Regions from separate parts of the Homo sapiens genome. Here region 1 is linked to region 2. A link is a loop called in an ENCODE intact Hi-C map of the cell type or tissue named here. Cell type or tissue: mammary epithelial cell. All regions are shown on one strand. Links, peaks and the distances in the headings refer to the core of each region. The heading gives the core; the rest is flanking DNA.

Evidence for each region. Peaks named below come from ENCODE experiments on the same cell type or tissue, not always from the same donor. Only the 100,000 strongest peaks of a DNase experiment are listed, where the experiment ranks them.
Region 1: it touches region 2 in a loop (7-fold over the local background); 10 of 110 quality-filtered maps call a loop at or near these places.

Annotation. Positions count from the first base shown.
Region 1 is chr18:58,230,517-58,233,430 of GRCh38, reverse strand. The region is part of intron 2 of NEDD4L (NEDD4 like E3 ubiquitin protein ligase); the gene reads right to left. Among named protein-coding and RNA genes, the nearest start is that of NEDD4L, 190 kb to the right of the region's middle. RefSeq lists an enhancer at 1,193-1,242. In mammary epithelial cell, for the core only: a CTCF peak has its summit at 1,301 (motif pointing right); a DNase peak (open chromatin) is centred at 2,440; H3K27ac peaks cover 2,153 bases.
Region 2 is chr18:58,134,658-58,137,571 of GRCh38, reverse strand. All of the region lies in intron 1 of NEDD4L (NEDD4 like E3 ubiquitin protein ligase), which reads right to left. Among named protein-coding and RNA genes, the nearest start is that of NEDD4L, 92 kb to the right of the region's middle. In mammary epithelial cell, for the core only: a CTCF peak has its summit at 1,597 (motif pointing right); DNase peaks (open chromatin) are centred at 1,611 and 2,161.

The sequences.
Region 1 (2,914 bases), core at 111-2,610, 96 kb before region 2:
CTTGGCTTTCATTTCTCTCTTGTCTGCCGCCATGTAAGATGTGCCTTTTGCCTTCTACCATGATTGTGAGGCCTCCCCGGCCATGTGGAACTGAGTACATTAAACCTCTTTTTCTTTATAAATGACCCAGTCTTGGGTATGTCTTTACCAGCAGCGTGAAAACGGACTAATACAATGACTCAGTGATTATTCCAATTATTATTATTATTATTAGTTTGATTATTCTGATTATTGCATAGCATCCCCAGTAGGGGATGGGGCAGGGCCCATAAGTGAATGTTAATATCTGTGCAGCAAGAGGCACAAAGCATTGAATGAAGTGTTATACAAGATGCCTAGAATACTCTCAAATCTGTTCACATCAGGTTTTGCTCTCAAATCAATTTCCTACAAACCTGTAAAGATGTCTTTGGTTTTCAGGGCTTTTTGGACTTAGAAATGGCAGGTAAAGGATCGTGGATCTGCCCTAAGAACGCTTAAAATATGTGCCCTCCTCATGCCACCCTGCCAACCACGTTCAGCCTGCAGTCCAAAACACACGCCTACCTGTGAAATCCTAGAATTCCTCAGGGAGACCAAAGGGCAAAAGTTTCCCCTCAACTCTCAGAAAAACAACTTGCAAAATAAATGTTTAGAGAGTTTATCTTCAAGTCTATTAAATGTGCAAACAAACCACCAGACACCTGACTTTTCTGTTATTCTGAGTGCTGCACTTCTTGAAATTTTTTAAGCGAGGATAAAACAATTGTGTGATCACAGAAAGAAAAAACTATAATCAACAGAAAAAGAGCCACATTACGGTGATGCCCCCTATATCCCGACACAAGGGTGCCATAGGATATGTATTTTCTCCGGTTACACAGATCAATTACGGCAGGTACCCATGTTTGGAACCCCTGGGCCCATGCACTATCAAGAAGAAAGGGAGTTTATAGAAAGAATGAAGCCCACATCAGCATTAAAAGTCTTGGCTGGCCCACCAGCGTGAACTGTGGAATCCATTACTACACCTCTAAAGCTGGACACACACTGGAGATTTTTGCTTGTGTCTGATTCATCCAAAAAGGACACATTATTATATTTGGATCTCAGGGATCTCAGCCTGGTTAAATCCAATACAAATCTGAGGGCATTTTGATTTTTTAAAATCCTCTCTTAAGTTACTGTGTGTGTTAGACTGGATATTGAAGGACTTCTACAGAGAGTGCAGAGCAAGCTCTGTAATAATTAGTAGAGTGTTGTTCCTACACACCCTGCCCCACCTCGTCAGAGCACATGCTTGAGCATTACAAGTTTTTGCCTCTAGATGACACTGTTTTATGGGTGTATGTTTCTCCCTGTCCCTGTGACCGTGGAGAAAAAAGTGCTAAATAATCATGGGGTAAAGGCACAGGGGACACATCAAGATAATTTACATAGAACAAAATGCACCTCTCCTATAATAGCCATGGAGTCAGACCTCTGTTATATTTAACCAGCAGAACACAGGGTCCTTCCTTTACTTTTGCCCTATGCTTCCGACTTTCTATTAGGTGGGAAATGGAGAATCCAATTTAAACCACTTGTTGGCCAGGCACAGTGGCTCATGCCTGTGATCCCAGCACCTTGGGAGGCCAAGGCAAGTGGATCATCTGAGCTCAGGAGTTCGAGACCAGCCTGGCCAACATGGTGAAGCCCCATCTCTACTAAAAATACAAAAAATTAGCCGGGCATGGTGGCTCATGCCTGTAATCCCAGCTACTTGGGAGGCTGGGGTAGGAGAACTGCTTGAACCTTGGAGGCGGAGGTTGCAGGGAGCCAAGATCAAGCCACAGCACTCCAGCCTGGGCGACCAAGTGAGACTCTGTCTCAAAACAAAAACAAAACCACTTGTCAATAACAGCCACATCTGTTTGGTTTTCCAAACAGGTCAATCTAGTATCTTCACAGTTTTCAGGGTGCTCAGCCCTGGTGTCTATTCACTCATCCTTCATGCTTTCCCCCCATGGCCTTGGAAATCTTTGATTCTTCCAGGCTCCAGGCAGCCAGCACCTCCTTTCCCTCAACTCCCCAGGATGAAGCACCCCCATAATAACCAGCCTCTCCACTCTCTGAATTCCTACAGTCTGAATACTTAGACCACTCCCTTTTCCATGGAATCTTGTGTCTGTTGTTTGTTCCTTTTCTGTTCTTTTTTTTTTTTTTTTTTTTTTTGAGATAGGGTCTCGCTCTGCCACCCAGGCTGCAGTGGCACAATCTCTGCAGCCTGGATCTCCTGGGCTCAAGCAATTCTCCCACCTCAGCCCCTGTGAGTAGCTGGGACTATGGGCATGCTGCCACACATGGCTAATTTTTTTTTAATTTTTGTAGAGACAGGGGTTTTCCCATGTTGCCCAGGCTGGTTGCAAACTCCTGGCCTCAAGGGATCCTCCTGCCTCCACCTCCCACAGTGTTGGAATTACAGGTATGAGTCACCACGTCCAGACTTGTTTGTCCCTTTTCAAGTATGTAAATCTTAATTCGCCTAAACCGGCTGCACGTCACTCAGGGCCACTGTCCATGTCTTACGCTAGTGTGTCTTTTCCATGCAACCTTGTACAAAACGGGCCTTCAATTAACATTTCTTGGTTGCTTGACTTCTTAACACACACTATGATAGGTTACCTTCTTCCCAGGGTTACATGTTTGGAAAATAGTCTTGTCTGAGTTGCCAAAATGTGGTATTCTCAGTGTGTTTACCTCATACCTGACAATGGCACCTCAGAATGTTGACCTTCTTCGGAAACAGGGTCTTCACAGAGGTAATCGAGTTCAAATGAGGTCACCAGGCACAGTGGCTCATGCCTGTAATCTCATACCTGATAATGAATAACTAGATGCAGAATTTATTTTCCACATAAATCTAATTTTCTTGAACTTGCTTCATTTTCCTCTT
Region 2 (2,914 bases), core at 408-2,907:
AGGCAGTGAATACACACTCTGGGCTCGGCGACTTTTCCTCCCTGTTATCCTCTCAAACACAAGCTTCTCTTCCTCATCCTTATGGCCTTTCCCAGCTAATAAACCCACTCCCCACTGGTGCTGGTCCTCACACCCACCTCGACCTCACAGAGCTGAGCCCTCACTCCCCTTCTCCACTGCCCTCCAGAAACTTCCTGTTCTTGGAAGAGATTCTGGACTTACGAGTGGTGCCCATGAGGCCCTGCTGAAAAACACACAGAACTCATTTCTATTGTCTTTTTAGATGGGTTGGGCCTTACAATATGGTTTTTGTCTGATTTCCTCTAAGAATAAATGAATCCACATAAATCACACAGGATGCATTTCTCTCACAAGATAACCAGAACACAACTTCCAGCCTAGAGGAAACCCTGCGCCCATCATGGTGGAGCTTCTATGGTAGCCAAGTTGTGCTCTCTGCTCTTTGAAAGTCACTAAATATTGCTCAATCATTTAAAATGACTGCTTTTGCCAGACTGCGTATCGTATTACCCTTGGATTCAAGATACACATACAATGGCAGGGACCAAAAGTTTAAGATAATGTCTACAGGAGAAATTCTTTAAATGCTTTTTTAAAAAATGTATCTATTCCTTGATTTTCCTTTCCTGGAATTAGGAAAACCAGACTATTATTCCATTTTAGTGGCAAAACCTGTCCAGTCAGTGTATACAACACTGGTTGGGCCACTTGTGGAATGACATGTTCAGTTCTGGATTGTACCTTTTAAAGGAATCGATGAAACAAAAAAAGAGTACCCAAAAGAAAGTTCCAGAACAGTGCTGGGTCTGAACCAGCAACTCCTCTCAATCCCAAGATCTCAGTGCCTGACTTGCTCGGCTTTTCTGGGTCCTTCTGGAATGTTGCTTCACTTTTCTTTGACCTTAAACCTGTTAAGTTTTACTTAAATCTGTCCTAATCCATCAACCTCTCACTACTTGGAACTGTACTGAGGTCCTTCTTTTGTGAATATCCACTGTAGTCACAGTCAGTAGCTCCTGGGTTCCTCCCTTTCATCAGCATCAGGTTCCCCGCATATCAAACAAAATGAAAATCGCTGGAAGACACTGACTGCAACCTCTGTGTTACTCTTGCTCTACTCCAAACCCAACACTGGGGAGAGAAGGCACTTTGAAAACAAAACAAGTGTTTGTGTCAGTCCCCAAGCAAGCAGACAATTTGTAATTAAAAACACTTTATCAGTAGCTAAATCAAATAGATGATCTCAACTCAGTGGCAGGATGCGGAGCAGGGTTCTTACTTGAAACTCCACTTTCTCGGCTCAGGGTGAACAATCTTCCCTGATGTACTTTCTTTGCCAACTGATTAAGTGAAGGAAATGGCTTCCCACAGAGAGCCAAAATTGTTATTAACATCCACAATAATAACACATGAAACACCCTCAGCATGTGAGTTGTTATCTTAATTATTTTCTTGCTTTACCTCTAAGCCACAAAAAGTTTCAAGCTGAGTTTACATTTATAATCTTCTTAATCCTTAGTAGATGCAGTAATTGACCACTGGGTTTGCCAGCAGAACCACCTGTATTTAGCCACAAGGGGGAGCAAGCGTTCAGCTTCCTGGCCAACCACACAAGGGGTATGGCCATCAATGAGCAAAACAAAACCCAACGTCTTCTTCAAGAAACACGGGCCAAGACTGTCTCAATAACCTGGGCTCTCCCTGCAGGAGACACACTTCCATTCTTTCCATACCCAGTCTAGCTGTGACTTTCCTCCCATGACAAGTGTGGCCCAAAGACAAAACGATCCCACAAATCAAGGGATGAAGAATATTCCAGTCCACGTACCAGGAATACCAATGAAGAAAACTTTGCAAATGTGTTAATTCTACAAGAAAAGCCAAGAACCAGTGGGAATTTACTAGAAAGAAGTCGGCTGTGGCCAAGTATGCCAAAGGTTAGTTTCTGCAGACTGCTTGAGATCACAACTCGGAACTTCAGTCTGCACTCACATAGCTTGTAGAGAAGAAGAAAGTGATTTTTCTCTCTCCATACACGGTCAGGTGACCTACATGTCAAGGTTAATTTACAATCAGATACAAAGGCAAACCACATATGGGAGCCATCACAAACACAACACAGCCGGGACTCTCAGAGATGTGCACACACATTGACCACAGACCACAGCTTAAAAGGCACATTCCCTGAGTAAGAGAGAGTATCATTAAACTACCACATGAGGCTAAAGTCAATACAGATCTTAAGATGCTGGGCCAATTTGCCACATCATCGTCCCTTCTCTCCTCGTTCTGGAAGCACAATATTCATTTCTTCCCTCATTCATTTCATTCATTCATTCATTCATTTATCCATTCATCGTGTACTGTTTCAGGACTTCCACTGGACAGGCTGATGCCATGGAGGCTAGTATCAGCCAAATAAGGCGGCCAGCCCTTGCCTTTAAGGAGATGGAAATACATGAGCAGGCAATTCCAAAAAAAAAAAGAAAATGTGAAACCCTTGATTTGAGGCACTAAAGGGTATAGTCCAATTATAGAAACTCTAATGTCACTCTAAGGAAAATCTAATGTCCTTCTAGAATGTTCCTTCGCTTTCCATTGACCTTAAACCTGAAAGGTTTTACTTAAATCCCTCCTACTCCATCACCCTTTCCCTCACTACTTCACACTGTACTAAAGGTCTTCCTTTGTGAATATCCACTGTAATCACAGTCAGTAGCTCCCAGGTTCCTCCCCTTCATTCGCCTCAGGTTCCCTGAATATCAAAAAAAAAAAAAAAAATGAAAATTGCTTGAAGACAAAAGAAAAAAGATTAAAAGAAAAAATAGAAGGGGAAAAAAGAAAAGAAATTCTGATTTTCACTTAAGAAATGGAATTGCGGCCGGGCGCGGTG